Regions from separate parts of the Mus musculus genome. Here region 1 is linked to region 2. The links are chromatin loops, found by intact Hi-C in ENCODE. Cell type or tissue: heart. All regions are shown on one strand. Links, peaks and the distances in the headings refer to the core of each region. The heading gives the core; the rest is flanking DNA.

Region 1 (8,343 bases), core at 39-8,038, 490 kb after region 2:
GGGGGAGGTAATAGGGAACTTTTGGGATAGCATTTGAAATGTAAATAAAGAAAATATCTAATTTTTAAAAGGCGAAAAGAAGAGAAGAGAAAAGGAAAGGCAAGGCACAAGTGGCCAACCCTCAAGCATGCTCCCTGGGCCGACCTGACAGTGGGCGCCACTCACACTACCCTCTCCCTTCACTGTACCCTATATTTCTCACCACAGCAATCTATTGTCTACTTGGTGTGTGATATAAGGAATGGGGGGCATCCTGCATTCCAGCCGTTAGCACTGTGTGGGGCACACAAGGGAACCTGCTAATTATACTACTGTGTGGCATTTTGTATATTTTTAATCATCATAAGCCCCTCTGACACAGTATTGCCACCTGTTGACCTTCGGCAAAATAATCACCTTCTCGATACTTCCTCTTTCTCTTCTTGGACATGGAGGTGGTATTGTCTACTTGGTGTGTGATATAAGGAATGGGGGGCATCCTGCATTCCAGCCGTTAGCACTGTGTGGGGCACACAAGGGAAGCACAATAACTGAAATTAAAACTGAACTCTGTGAAAGAACTAAAACTATCTCCTAAATGAAGCAAAGGATGGGAGAATGCATGGAGAGTGTTGGCAACGTTAGAGACAACATCCCCTCCATCCCACCTGCTCTTCTGTAGAGTGAGCTGGTATGGTACCACCAAGAGAGAGATCCGGACTCCTGCCTGGACACAAGCAATCCCTGTGATTTCTTGATCAGTAACATACAGCATGAGTGACTGCGCATTTCTGACACAGCCTTCAGCCTTCCTGGGAACTTCTACTCCCTGCCTGTAAGAAGCCAGCCACCAGAAAAACACCCTAAGGATCTTAAGACCAGTGGAGAGGGACTAGAGAATAAGAAGTCGTGTACAGAAGGAAAGACAAAATGCCCCTCTGCCATTTGGCTCACTGGCACCCAGTAACCCAGTCACCAAACTTACTACAGTTCTAAAGGATGCTCAGACTCATCTATAAGTGAATCCCAAATGGGCAGTGATTATGCATAAAGATGATAAAAGTGATCTCCTTTTATCATCTAACTCCAAGAATTAAATGAAGATATCTAGACTCTGTAGAAATTAGTTATGTAATTAATTAGCAATGTCTGCCTAGGACAGGAGTTGAAACACTCCTGACAGGCATTGAAAACTGTATGTGCGACTTCAGGCCATGGTTTCTCATTCACTGTTGCAAAATTGTGTGCCGTCAGTATTTCCTATAAATTTCTTTAAATATAAATTAACATTTGAACACCTACAACTCTTGAACTTTGTTCAAATCTATTTCCATGAACTACACATTTCCTTTCTTTTTAAATATTGTTTTTATTCTAAGTGTATGAGGGAAACTTTGCCTGCACGTGTGTGTATGCTGACCATGGAAGTCATAAGGGGTGCTGGATCGGGAGTTACAGGTGGTTGCGAACTACCATGTTTGTGCTGGGTTCAAGTCTGAGTCCTCAGAAAAAATAAGTTTTGTTTTGTTTTGCTTTGTCTACTAAGCCATCTCTCTAACCCCCACAGATATTTTGCAGACCAGCTAGAAAATGAAGAAACTGATTTTAAGTAAGGCTTATGACCATAAATCCATCAATAAAAAAAAATGGCTGAATCAGACTTAACTTCAAGCCACAAGAGCTTCTTATATACATTCATGAAAAATTCACACACACACACACACAATTAATTTTTTAATTTTGTATTTCATTAACTGTGAAATCATAAGTATAAGTTAAAATTTTTTAGCAACGCAGTCATTCATCTAATTAAAGTACACACAAAACCCTACACATATAAAAATACAGTTCTCTCATTCAAGAGAGAACATGCCAGAGGTCCCTTCCTCCACACCCCAACCTGAACCATCTCAGCTGCTCTGAAATCTAGAGGGCTCAGTCTAGAGCCAAATGGAAACCTCTGCTATCCCTTGGAGCCTTATGCTGTTACAGCAGCGTACTGTGATCAATTAACCAATCTTATTCAGTTCCATGATCCCAGTTATCTTACAAACCAACCCCATCCCCTTATCTAGGCACGAGGCATCTATCCCACCAAGAGGATTCATCCCACACAAGGGCAAAACCAAATGAAATGGTCAAATTCTTGGCTTTTGCCTTCAAGAGGTAAAGTTCAGGTTGGATTGTTCTGCCTGATTAATATCAGACCATGCACAGTGCAGCAAAATTGAATCAGAACCATCAGTGGCTTGGCTTAAGACAAATTATTTAGGATCAGCTCTCCGTCTTTTAGCAACATCCTCAGAACATACCAGTGAAGGTCAATAGGCAGAAGAGAAAATGGATAGCTTACGCTTTTAAATGCTTAGCTTATATATCAGTCTGTTACAGCTGTCATAACAAACTACTGAAGTCTTGACTCAACAATAGAAATTTATTGCACTGGGGTCTGGAAACCAGGAGTTCAAGATCAAGGTGTTAGCAGATTCAGTTGCTGCTAAGGCATCTCTCTTTGGCTTGCAGATGGCTGACCTTTCTCTGTCTTCATTGGTTCCCTTCTCTGTGTGTATACACCCCTAGTGTTTCTCCCTCTTCTAATGGCAACAGGCACATTGGACTAGGACCCCATTATTACAACATCTTTAACCTTCATTTCCTCCTCAAAGGCCTCATCTCCAAATATAGTCCCATTGGGTGCTAAGATTCAGTTCCTAACATCCTAAGGTCCTATTTAAATTTTACTGACTAGAAGACACCTAATTGATAAGAGGTTCTAAAACCCTTCAGCTCCAAGTGTACCTGGAAGGAGAGAAGAATCAGGCAAGAACAATCACTTGCCATCTCAGCCTCAGAAGGCAAGACAAGAAGATGAAAAAAAAAAAAAAAAAAAAAAAGAAGATGGAGAACAACAAATAACCTGTGACTGGGCACACAGTCCTCACACTCCCCATCCTATGGTGATAGAGAAGGCAGAACAAAAGGCACTGGGGGAAATTGGTAAACGGCACTCATCTGGTGGCACCAGGTAGACTAGACACGGAAGACAGCATCCAGGGATGTTCTCGCCTGCTTTACCTGTGTTTGGGCAATGATCCCCAGCTCTGGGGAGACGGAAATGGAAACTGAGTCAGCTATGAAAGTCCCCATCCCTTCCCATGTGGGAGCTCCAACAGCTGGTGTTTAGGAGCCATGTGTAGGTACTGTTACCTTCTGGAATCTGGATAGAATCTATATCCATCAGTGGCCAACATATTGCACACTGCCCATCCCAAAGGTCTTGTGCCCACAGTTGGTAATTATCTGGCTACTCCAATAGGAGAAACACACACACACACACACACACATACACACACACACACACACACACACACACACACACACACACACACAAAATTTCCTAACAACTGAGGGAGAAAAAGAACCTTCATCAGCCGTTCTCCTCATCCATGGGACTGAATGGAACGGCTCAAGATTTCCCCACAGGCCAGAGGGAAAGTAAATTACTCTCATATATTAAGAGGCACCAAACTAACAATTGTCAACTCTAGAAATGCCACAGAGCCATCTACTGGTTATCAGTAAGGAAACAAACAAAAGTGTTCATCTGAAAACAGTGAATATGGGGGAAAACCAAAAATAAATTCAACCCTAATAACTTCATTATAGAAATGTGATGGGAAGTGTCACCTCATTCCCTTCGCCACTAGGAAATCTATGAGACATTGAAAGTCAGCCGTGCCTTTAGTAAATGTGGTTAGGGAATTTGAATTGTATCTGTCCAGGAGGTCATTAAGGTCCCATTCTCTCCATTCCACACGTTCACATCCTATGCACATAAAACACAGATTCACTTTATGAAATCTGAAACACGCAAGTTTAATTAAGGAATCTGAAATCCCACAGTGTGGCTGACAAATGATACAGTTAGCGCCCAATTTTCTGCTATTAAGTGGATCGGCACTACAGCCACAGAGCTTGGCAACAAAGAAAATTTCCCAGAGACCTGGGTTAGGGACCAGGTGCGGGTAATAAAGGCCCCACTCAAGCAGGGGCCTGCTTTTAACAGCAAACTGAATTCAGAAAGTGATCGAAAATAGCAAGTAGCCTTGAAGCCTACAAGCCAATCCCTCACCCCCCAACCCAAACCAAACCCACATATACACAGGCCCAAAGCGCGATGCTAATGTGGTTTATGCTTCCAAGTACAAAACCAAGAAAGGCCTCCCAAGCAAAGAAATGCTCTAAGAAACACCTTGGGGTCATTTTCATAGCTTATGGGCAGAATTCCAAAGCCCAGTCCAGGACATGATCCAGCCTGCGGTGAAATGCTACATTTGAGCACAGAACGGCTGACCTTCCGTTTAGGGTCAGAAATCGGCTAATCTGTTTCTCAGACTTGCTTTGCAGAAGCTGAGCAGATAGGATGAAATTTAACTGAAAAGATGCCAGACGCCTTGTCTTCCTTCCCCTGGAAATCTTAAAAGTTGCCTGGAAGACCATGCGCCGAGCTCACAGCGCCACCTACAGCTCTCTAGGCGCAACTCATCACGGCCCTGTTCAAAGGCTGTCCTGGAGAGCGGAGAGCCTCTTAATCTTAAGATTAACAGGTATTATGTTTATTTGGGGATGTGTGAGGGTGGAGAACACCGCACGAAGGAGGCTTTGTCGCTGATGGGTTATATGCCTGATTGATTATATAGTTTGGGGAATTTGTTAACAGCTTCTAAACACATGGTGGTTTTTCCTCCAAGACCTGTTTCAAGAAGTCACCAAGATATACAATCAATCAGACATGATTGTCAAGAGCATTTGACATTGAAATATGATGTGTAACAAGCAGTCGTTCATCTCCTTCGCTGAAATTACTAAAGAAGCTCTGAGGTATAGAATGAATCCTCAACATTGCAGAAGGTGGAGTTGGGTGTGGTCACAGCTGAGAGCTCTGAAAAGGACTCTGCAGTCACCTTCCCACCAGTTCCTCCTCCGTCTGAAGACTACCCTCACTGGGATTTGAGTGAGTGTGTGTGTGTGTGTGTGTGTGTGTTGTTGTTGGTATGTGAGTGTGTGTTTTGGGGAGTGTGTGTTTTGGGAGTTTGTGTGTATGTGTGTGTTGTTGTGTACTGTTGTGTGTGTTGTCAAACTGTACAAGCTCCTACTATTAAGCCCAGAGGGAGAGAGAAGATCAAAAGAAGAAAAGGAACACAAAGAGGAATTCCTGCCTTTCAGAATGTGTACTGCCAAGCCTTATCCTGTCACTGCACTATAATCAAACTGTAATGCACAGACCCCTGTTTTCTATCAACTCTTACTTGCTCAGAGAAGGAAAAGATCTGAATCAGTCAAAGAAGACTTCATAATGAGTGGAAAATCTGACTTCAGGTTAAAGCTCAAATGTCAAAGGAGAATAATCATGCAGCCACCAGAAGAGATGATATAAGCAAAGTTGTGGAGGTGGAGAAGTGCTAGCTGCGTGCTATGTAAAACAGTGCACACACACACACACACACACACACCAGTCAGAGGCACAGGTGTGATCACACACTGCTCTGCTCTGTCCCCCTCGTATGTTCTTCGCACATTTACCATCACCTGATTTGCATGTGTCTGCACACTCACTTTCTCCCTCCCCGTGGCAAGCTACACAGGAGCAGGATTGTGCTGCTGTTCTTATGCTCGCTGATCTTCTCAGTGGCCAGCTCAGGGGATGGTACTCTAATTTCTAGATAAAGTCTAATTTCTTCTATGGAAGAGAGTTGGAGGGGAAAGTGGGAGGAAGCAAAGGCCTTAGACATCCTCCAAGAAACAGGAGTCATTCAAGTAGATGGCCTAGAGGGGTGGATCCCTGACGCTGGACAAGAAGACTGGGACAATTCTGTTTCCTCCCAGCTACTCAAAAAATAATAACAGTGGCTATGCCTAGGCTGTCAATGCTTAATTGTATGACTGGATATGAAAGAAACAATTGCTCTATGTCACATGCTGATAGTGATGGGTCATACCCTCCAGTAAAATGTAATTCTGAGATCTTAAAGACATGGACAAATTAATGAGCATAAGTCTAGAATGTCCTCTGTCTGAAAGTGTGGAAGTGCTCACAAAACAATGGACACCTGTCAAAAGGACCTGAAACCATCCTGAAAGGGGTACCACTAGCCAAACTTTGAAATGTTAAACTTTAAAGGAAACAGTGATAGTGATGGTTTACCCATTACATAGAGTAAAAATCCATGAGACATTGAAGAAACAGGCTAATCAAGAGATGCTAGGGGAGAGCTCTTCTTCCCAGTGAGTGCCAACTAACAAGTGCAGATGGAATGATGGGAAGAGGAAACCACCCTCTGAAGCCATCATAAAGGAAGTCTCCAGCAATTGATAAGGCTGGTGAATATAGAGCCACACACATCCGTGATCACAATGGGGAAAAAGTGACCCCAGTGAAGAAATGTAATAGAATCCAATTGACTAAGTGCCACGGTGAGAACCAAGGGAGGGGTTGGCATCGTGTGCCTCCCAGTGTGAGCACAGTGACTCCTAAGAATACACAGCTAGCACTAGCCACAGGGGTCTGTCTACCTGGCAGGCCCAGGTAGGCCTTCAGAACGAAAGGCCATTATTCTAAGCTTTTCTAGACCATGCAAGAAATGCTGAGGAGACTTTCCAGGCTGCAGGAAACTAAGGAGATGGGACAACTAACCAAGGAAATGGGGTGCTTGATCTTATACCAGAATGGCAAACATGCCATTGTTGGGAAAGTTGTGTCTACTGATATGAAGACTAGATGGTTGTGGATAGTCTTGGAGCAGAGATGATTAAGACATGGAGTGTTCTAAAACAAGGTAAAACACTGTCCTGCTTGTTGAAGGAAGTAAACAATGAAAAGCTTCAGGGAGTCCTTGGTCCTGACCAGATTCACTGGGGCCCTCCATCTCCAAGCTTCTCTCAGCACTACATGCTCAGACTCCCAGACAAGCTGAGATGCCTGGAAGAAGCAGAGAGCTACAGAGCTTCCAAGAGGACACTCTTCAACCTGTTGGGCTGCCTGCAGAATGTGCAGTAAACTCCAGGTCTCCAGCTTTCATGCTGGGGTGGCCTTTTGGTGATTAGCTGTCTGAGTCATTTCTGCTCTGGTAAGTAACCCCTCACCCATATTCCTGTAAATAACCTGAATAAAACTCACTGGTTGGACCTTGGCAGTATCCTTACTTTGGTCTGTCTTTGGTTCCTAGCCAGAGTAAGTAGGCATTTGTTCATGTCACCCCAGGAATGGTATCACACAACAGATGGAAACATACCAGCATTGTTTATTGTTTTGTTCAAAGGACTGTATGGTAGTTATTTAGAAATTTTGCCTACTCAGGAATGCCTACCTGGCATATTTAAAAAGAATGCAGCATTATGTCTGAAGTTTGCCCTAACATATCTCATTTTAAAACAATAATAATAATAACTATATATAATAACAAGGCTTTATTTTAATTATAGAAGATAGTATATGAAGTCACCTTGCACATGGTCAATCCACACTACCAGTTAGTTATCTCTTCCAAAGAGAGGAAGAAAATGCTAAGGCTTGAGTCTGTTTCTCTTTCCATCATAAGAAGGTGAAGCTCTTGTGATGACCAAGTCCCACTGTCTGGTTAGTAGTAATTACAACAGCTACCTAGCAACATGCAAGTACAATGATAGTTCTTTCCAAATGCCCCGGCACTTTGGGAGCCATAATCTACCTCATTTACCCCCATAGCACTCCAATGAAATAAGCAATTATCATTATTATTGCTGGTATTTGTATGTTATTGTTATGGTTGTTATCTTGATGAAATGGCAGTGCTGGGACCTCAGAGTAGTGCTAAATAAATAATAATTAAAATGATGCTTCACCTTTGCAGACAGAGAAACAAACTCGTACTCATATACCTACAAACTGCGCACCCTGATATTCTCTGGACCACAGAGGCCTCTCCCGTGCCTAAAGGAAAATTCTAGAACTTTGTACACATACAATTTAGAACAGGTCCTCCTGACGTCCACAGTCCAAGGAGTAGGCTATGTGACTTTCAGTACAGGGGTCAACCATCTAGTTTCTACTCTACATTTTCACCCATGCTATCCTTTTTTCTGGAACCTTCTTCCAATATAGTACAGTTACCTGTACTGGCTGGTTTTGTATCAACTTGACACAAGTTGGACTTATCACAGAGAAAGGAGCTTCAGGTGAGGAAATGCCGCCATGAGATCCAGCTGTAAGGCATTTTCTCAATTAGTGATCAAGGGGAGAGGACCCCTTGCAGGTGGTACCATCTCTGGGCTGGTAGTCTTGGGGGTCTATAAGAAAGCAAGCTGAGCAAGCCAGGGGAAGCAAGC
Region 2 (8,343 bases), core at 73-8,072:
TCCTGCCAGTGTCACACCTTCTATTTCCTGCCACAGCTCATTGGCTGTGGGCATTTTTAATGACAGATGCTTTTTATTTTATTATTTTTTATTGTTATTTATTTATTTATTTATTTATTTATTTATTTTGGTCATTTTGAGACAGAGTTTCTCTGTATAGCCCTGGCTGTCCTGGAACTCACTCTGAAGTCCAGGCTGGCCTTGAACTCAGAAATCTGCCTGCCTCAGCCTCCCAAGTGCTGGGATTATAGGTGTGTACCACCACACCCGGCTACAGGTGCTTTTTATAAGAGAGTCTCTCTACATGACAATTTCGGAGTGTTTGTGTCAGGATGGAGACCCAAATTCTGATCTTCTTCCTTATGCCACAGTTTACGATGTTTAACCAAGGTCACAGAAACCAGCACCAGCAATCCATCATGGCATTCATCTGTGATGAGAAGAGACCAGCCAGTTTCTTCCTGGAAAAGACCCTTCCAATGATGGTAGAAAGCGGGCTAGTTAGTCAATACTTCTTACCCCCAAATAAAACATGGGAGCCTGCATTAGCCACCCACATACAAAGGTAATAACTTGCATTTCAAAACATATTAATGATTTTGAGAAACTAACTGAATGTCTTTTTGTTACTGTGAAAAGATTTTTAATTTTCATTGAGCTTAGAAAAACAAGCCCTAAGGAATTGCTTTATATCTGAAGTATTTTGAAATGTATGTATATTTCTCGTTTAAGCTAGAGACGACTGGATTATGACTTCAATTAGCACAAGAAAGATGACTCAGGGCTTTAAAGCTTTTTGTCACTATGTTCACATTGTACGCAAGCATATTATTCTGAGGGCTGCAAAGAAATGATTTTGAATGTGTTTGACATACAATAACAAACATCAGATTGACAGACATGCCATCAAAAATATGTATGGATGCATATGGAGAAAGTTAATGGCATCATTGGTTCAAGCCACAAACCCTTTGGGGAATAGACAATCTGGCTCTTCCAGCTCAGGTAAATTGGTGCTCCATGTGAGAGAAGCTCTCCCTCTACCGTGCCTGGAGTCCCATCAGCTCCAATACATCTCCCTGAAGGAGACCGAGAGGAGCACAGGAAGCTGGCTTGCTGCCTCTCTTCTGCTTCCTAAAGGACTTGGCTGGCCATGGGTTGCCATGTAACCATGGGAGAGCTTCTCTCTAGAGGAATAAGCAAACTTACTTCTGGCCAGAAAACCAGAGTCTGATTTTTTAAATTTGCACATGTGCTCAATGCTATTTCTGATTTATCAATAATGGATTAATAGCACTAGGTTTATAGATCTCCCCTATAGCTTATATATGTTTGTAACTGAATTCAGGAAATTTAGTTTCCAGAGTAAATATTGGGGTACACAACTCTTAAATGCAAGGTCACCATCCCTGACTTTCTTCCTGATCATGGTATTCAATTTTGTAAGCTTGGTACATAGTAACTGCTCTATGAATTGTCATTGACTAAGTCCTAAGTCAGAGTGTGACTCTGGGCATACTACTGTCTTTAGAGATTTAATCTCTCATACAAGTAAACAAGAGTGGACTAGATAATTTCTAAGTTGTCTTTCAAGATCCAAAATGTCCCATATTAGCATTCACCTCCATGTGAGAAGGTGTGTTCCAGAGCGTGATGCCCACAGAAGCCAGCAAAGGAAGCTGGATACCCTAGAGCTAGCATTACAGGAAGTGTGAGCTACCTGAAGTGGTGCTGAGAACTTTACTAAAACTGAACTCAAGTTCCATAGAAGAGCATTACTTGTTCCTAACCACTGAGCCATTGTTCCAGCCCCAAACCTACATTATCCTAATCAGTGGGAAAGCCATGTTTTATAATATGCTAATGCACATTGTAATTTAAAACTTATGACAGGCTAAATAATGCCTACCAAACAGCATATGGGTTTTTTCCCCCTTTAGAACCTGTGAATGTTGTCTTATATGGAAAAAGTGGCTGTGTCAAATGTGACTGAAATAAGCTTTTGAAATAGGGACAGTATTCAGTATGTGAGTTTGCTTCATGCATGAGCACAGATATCCGTTCTTATACACAAAGTGAAGTTTGACATTGCATGTCTGAAGCAAGATCTTGAACCATTGACTTTAAGGTTAGAGGAGTGGAGACAGGAGACATGAAAAGCAATGGGGCTAGCAAGAGTGGATCAAAGCTGGAAAGATAAGGCTCAGATCCTCCCCACCCAACACTCCACAACCAAGTCCTGCTGACACCATCGCTGTAGGCCAGTGAACTGGAATTTGGACCTCCAGAACTATAGGAAAATAAAGTTGTGCTCTTCTAAGCTTCTGAATTGGTGCATTATCTTTAAACATTGACAAGAAACGAATACAAGCATATACTGTCTTGTGATCAATGTACTAATGGCCTCTAAAAGTACATGGCATTCAGCTAGCATATTAATTATGCTCCTCGTCATTGTGGAAAAAAAAAAACTTCATAAGGTGGGAAAGCTTACTTCAGCTTCAGTTTAAGGAGGCATAGTCATGGTGGTAGGGAATGCCTAGCAGCAGGTCAGGAGGCCAGATGGTCACACTGCTTTCAGGGTCTGGAAGCAAAGACCAAGCAGAAAATGGTGCTGAGCTGTAAGATCTCAAAACCCACCCTGACCCAGTGCTTCCCCTTTTCCAGCAAGACTTCACCAATTAAAGGTTCTACATCCTTCTGAAACAGCATCGTCAGCTAAGGACCAAATATACAAACATCAAACAGGTGAGTCTGTGAAGGACATTCTTTTTTATTTTTATTTTTTATGAGAAAGGGAGAAAGGGGATGTGGTGTTGGATGGGTGGGGAGACAGGGAGGATCTGGGAAGAGTAGTTACAGGAGGAGAAAAGCATTATCAGAACACAGTGTATGCAAATTTTTTTTAATTAAATAGAAAAGAAGAAGAAATAGAAGCAACCAAGCTACTTTTGGGAGATAGGAGTCAGCACACAGAAGTGACAACCTCCAACAAATCATGTATCCTTTTTGAATAACGCCAATTTTGATCCACATGTTCCTTCAAACTGAAATAGGACACAGCTTTCCCTACTACTGGGTCTCTGAAAAAAGATGTTTGTCAATGTTGTATGTAACTATGAGAAACAAAATAGGATATAGCAACAACAAAATACCCCAAATATACACATTAGTAACATACCTACTTAATGTTACTGAAGCATGTCTATCTCCCTGTTCCAAAGTGTCCTTATTAATCTTCGATAACATCAGTGGCATCAGATCCTATCCAGACTGGATTCTAGCAGAGGACTTTTCAAATTTTAATATGCATAATATGCATATGAATCACCTGGGGATCTTGTTAAAATGCAAATTCTGATTCTGTAGGTCTGAGGCAGGACCCAAGGATTCAACACTGTAATAAGCTCCCAAGTGAGGTGGAGGCTCAGGTCTGCACCTACACCAGCAAGATGTCAGGGAACAATCTGGAAATGTCAGTCTAAGGTAGCACCAAGCCCACACTACCAGCAACAAAGCAGTGTGCAATTCTCAAACTTTTGCCAGCTTACCTTGAAATAGTCTCTCTGGGTGTGGTGCTATCTCTGTAGTTTACATTTCTGGTTCTGAGTTTATCTAGTAAGGAGGTCCCGTGTGCCTCAAGCCACATACCACCCCTGTGTCTGCCTCGAGCTTCTAATGGCTATTCCCGATGGGGAAGGCACTAGCTTTATAGAGACTTTGTCAGTGATGTCAGCAGCCACCGGTGCAATCCTGGCTCTCATCTGTTCCTTTCCATACCCTGTTCACATGTGTTTTTTTAGGTTGCAAAGACTTGCTCAACTTTTAGATAAAGATTTTTTTTTCTCTTGATTTGGGTTTGAATCTAGGCAAAAGACTCTTCAGGTTATGGGTCTCATGAGTAGTTATAAGACCCAGCTTCATCTCACAAACTGGCTTGCTGTTTGAGGTTTTCGCCAATATCTCAGAGCATAAGTCCATTGCTCCTGTTTAAAACTGACCCCACCGTGTTCAGTCCTCCACTGATCTCAGTTTATCAATTGAGTAATGACTCCGATTTAAGATATTTATGGAGCAAAGATAACTACATCCTTTGCTCCCCATAAAGGTTCAAACATTTCCTCCTCCTGCATCTGCCAAGAATTCTCCATCCGGCCTAGCCAGATTTCCCTGCCCTGTAGAGAAAATCTTGCCAGCTCTCTGCTGCCCTCTCATGGTATCTGTTAGTACAGCGTTCATATCTGCCCTTGACTGATCCTAACGGACTCCAGGGATGCAACACCTTTGTGGAGCCTGCAGATCAAACTAGCACGGCCAACTAGACGTCTACCAACGTTTTTTACTATTTTCTTTCAAATACAGATGACGAACATCCATAACAGAATTTTGCTTCTAACCTTGAAATTCATAAAAGCACAAAGGAGGGGAACTCTGGGGCATGTTTTAAAGATGAAAGAAAAGCCCATTTGGCTAACCAGTGCCTGTAGCCTAGCCGGAAGGATTTCAAGAGATCTTGTTCCCTGGGCTCCACACTAGTTCAGAAGAATATAAATGTCTTAGGGTGGTCCTAATGGCTTATATTTCAGCAGCATTCCTGGTGATTCCAACGAATATGAAGAGTGCCTCTGTTGGGCTGTACATAAGGCATAGGCATGCTATGAAGTGAATATGTAATATGTGAAGCTCACATATTACAGAAGGCTGGTCATATTAGATTTGTTAAGAAAAAAAAAAAAGCTAACCAGTTTTCACGAACCATCCCCCAGAAAAACCCAGAACAAAAAGAGATCTTGCTTTGTGTCTAGTGTTTGCTGAGCAGTTCGTGGACTTCAAGCAACCCTATTCTACACTGTTCAGACTGCCTCTGTGCTTAGCATTAAATCTTCACACTGGTGCACAGAGGACAAAAAGCCCTGTCTGTGTGATGCCCTTCCACTCTGTCCACTCAGGGAAGGCGTCTCTCTTAATGTCATGCTCTGCAAGCTGTATACTCCTCTCCTCAGTCAGCTACTTCTGTGGAGCAGACATAGATGTTGGAAGTTTGGATGGGTGAGACAAACAGGCAAGAATGCACGTTACATAGCTGCATTCTTCAGCTGGCTTGTCCACCCAGCTTTGTGCTCCAATTGGCTTGTCCTGCTAATGTTGTATCTGCCATGTCCAAACTGCATGAAAACTCATGTCTGTCCTCAACTCTGATCTTATCTGTTCAGCAGTAGCACTCTCCTGCCCAAGCCCTGTCACCAACTCTTGGTTCCTTAGTTGTGTACAGTAGGTTGCATTCATCATAGCATCATTGTCTTTGCATCAAAACATTGGGTTAAATTCTCCACCTCACTAACCTAGATTGCCTCTCATCTTTCTTCTACTTCTGTGTAACCCAGAAAAGGCAGTGGATAATACATTGCATGCTTATTCACAGTGGGGGTTCAGTAATACTTGCCAAGGGTATTTCCTCTAAGTAGCAGCAGTCCAATACTTGGAAATAAAATTCAAGTCCTGCTCAAGCTCAGCTGATTCTGATTCTGCCCCATCAAGGATTCTTGCCCAGCATCCCTTACTCCTCTGACACCAGACTCCTCTATGCTTCTTGCTTCTTGTATCACACAGGATCCTTTCAGTTCTCTATGTGACTTTATGCCACCTTTTCTCCCCTCTCCTGTTTACTCTGCTCAGCTGGAAGAGCTCTAGCAACTTTGAATTTGCATTTTTAATTAGGCATTGCATCGGATTTCAACTCAGTTATCCTGAGTTCTTCTTGCATTTAAGCTACCAAAGACTCTATGCACAGCTGTATGCATATGAATAAGACAGTATTTTTTTAAAATCTCTTAAGCCTTAACATTTTATATGAAGCAATGTCATTTTTTCTTTTTCCCATGAAAAGGTTGCTTATTATTTTTTAAGATGAAAACAAAGGCCCTCCTCAGGCAAAACTTACCTTTTTCTAGACCCCTTCCAACAACACACATTATTTAAAGTCAGGCAGAGTGCTGCCCAGCATGACCTTTCTGAAACAAGTGGAACACAGCGCTCTTTTTCTTAGCCCTACTCTGCATGGCTTTACCCCAAATCTTGCCCACTGTGGCCTCTCCCACTCCCCATGAGATGTTCTTTCTGGGAAGAAATAAATCTCATTCTGGTGACTATCTACTGAGCACCCACTACACACCAGTGTGCAAAGTATTGTCCAGCAAGGTGAAGAAAATGGCAGTATGCTGAGTGTAACCTACTGGTATACAAGAGAAGGGGCCAAGCAGAGAAAATGCTGATGGTAGTGGTGGTAGTAGTGGTGGTGGTGGTAATGATGGAGACTAGGGTGAGAAAAAAATCAGAGTTGAAAAGAAAGACATGGAATTTGGGCATGACAGATACAGCATTAGCAGGATAAGCCAATTGGAGAACCCAGGTATCTAGATCTAGGTTCCTTTGCCATCTAACTAAGCATCTTTCACAGTTCTCTTCCCTACATTTAGACTCTCTGCTACCCCTTCTTGATGTCCTTTGACTAAGTTAGTAAGCTGTTTCAAGCCTTCTTACCGTCCTTCTTTGGACTGTAATATTCCAAGTCTAATTAGCAATGATGAACACAGGATGAGCCTGAGAATGATGGGGCAGGGAATATGTTTTATCTCTATTGTTTAAATAAACTGAGAATTCAGAATCACTGCCCAAAGGAAACAGAAAGATGGGGTAGACCCAGCTTTGTGAGCAACTGATATGGGGAAACTCTGTTCTAAGTATTCTTGACCACCAGCTCTGTCAGAAAGCATCCAAGTTATTAATGGTATTTCTCATGCCAAATTATTCAGCTATTTATGTTCCACTGTTTATATTCACTAAATGTGACTAATTTTTTTCCATACTATTTTCATTAACAGTTCTATTAGGGCCTCTGCAAAGGCATTTATATGTATGTTTTTTCTGAATCCTCTGAATAGTCATAGGAGATAAAATGCATTGTAATCCCATTCTACAAATGAAAAAGCTGACTCTGGAGGCAGTTTAAAAATATCTGTGTATATGGTGTTGACTGAGATATTAACAAAGTGAAGCAAAATAGTTAGGTAAGTTAGGTAGTGAATGTATAGACAAGAGGCCGGACGGGCCAATAGGTGCCAAGATTGGGTACAGAGGGACAAACAACTTCAGAGGAGAGGAAGTTAGGATCATATAAGCAGGGTGAGAAGCAGTGTTGAACATCACCTTCCTAAGCTGAAATCTTATTCTGCAATTTCTAGTTGCTCTCAGACACTCACCCTTTCTGATCTTGTAAAATGAAGATTAGAAATAAGAGCCACCACACAGATAAAATAGTTAGTAGAAAGCCCAGCCATCTATTGTTATTGGAATCATCATTTCACATTAAGAGAATCCACATTCTTCTTTCAGTAGATGAGAGATGATCCAAAGTCACTGGCCCTATATGTCACTTAACATGCAAATACAACTGAGTAAAATATTTTCAAGGGCACAATGGAAAGGGCAGTTGACTAGAAGAACAATGTAAACATCTTAGAGTGGCAACAGGCATAGTAAAGGATAGTGCTAGTTGACCTTGCTAGGACAAAGTTCAGGGAGAAAGAACTAAGTGAGGAGACTGCAGTTTTCTTGTTCTCCCCTTACTACACGCAATCACACACACACACACACACACACACACACACACACACACATGCACACATGCATCCATGCGAAATATGGGTATCCTTACACGACTGAGATCACTGACTGATAGCCTTCTCCCTTAAGCCTCTTCATATCTTAGGTGTTCAGACCTTCCCATTGACCTTCCAGCTCTGATAAAGACCCTCAAACCACTAAACAGCAAACAAAGCCACATGATGGGCATACAGGAGATCCAATGCCCCATATCTTCAGTGGTGCACGGCACAGGGAAGGCCACTATAGTACCAAGTCCTAAGTCCCATATCTGATGGGTCAAGGCTGGCTAGCTCCCCTCTCCCCCTGCTTTCTACTTCAGGACTCTCTGAACCACTAACTTTGGCAGGGTTTTTCTTACTTCCTAGTTAGCATTCTGCAGTGTTTGTTTGTTTGTTTGTTTGTTTTTTCCATAAATTCCTTGAAAAGCAAAAACCAATGCATTTATTTCACATATATGGGGAAAGGGAGATTGAGGTAGGAGTAAGCTTTATCTACCTTGCAGATGGAAAGTAGTCTTTCAACTCAAATTTCTGCCTCAGAGTTGCTCTATAAATGCTTCCCAGTTTAAAAACCACCTAGGCAGTTTGTCCCAAGAGGCTTCTATACCTATGTGTTATTCTTACAGATAATTCTAGCTCTAGCCCTGTGCTGTGGTCTGAATGTGTAGGACTACCCAAA

Evidence for each region. Peaks named below come from ENCODE experiments on the same cell type or tissue, not always from the same donor. Only the 100,000 strongest peaks of a DNase experiment are listed, where the experiment ranks them.
Region 1: a loop joins it to region 2, with 15 times the contacts of the local background. A loop is called at or near these places in 6 of 42 quality-filtered maps.

Annotation. Positions count from the first base shown.
Region 1 is chr2:122,821,673-122,830,015 of GRCm38, reverse strand. No RefSeq gene overlaps it. Among named protein-coding and RNA genes, the nearest start is that of Sqor, 60 kb to the right of the region's middle. In heart, for the core only: CTCF peaks have their summits at 3,557 (motif pointing left) and 4,506 (motif pointing left); no DNase peak of the experiment used is centred there; H3K4me3 peaks cover 420 bases; H3K27ac peaks cover 325 bases.
Region 2 is chr2:123,308,277-123,316,619 of GRCm38, reverse strand. No RefSeq gene overlaps it. Among named protein-coding and RNA genes, the nearest start is that of Gm34430, 380 kb to the right of the region's middle. In heart, for the core only: a CTCF peak has its summit at 4,209 (motif pointing left); no DNase peak of the experiment used is centred there.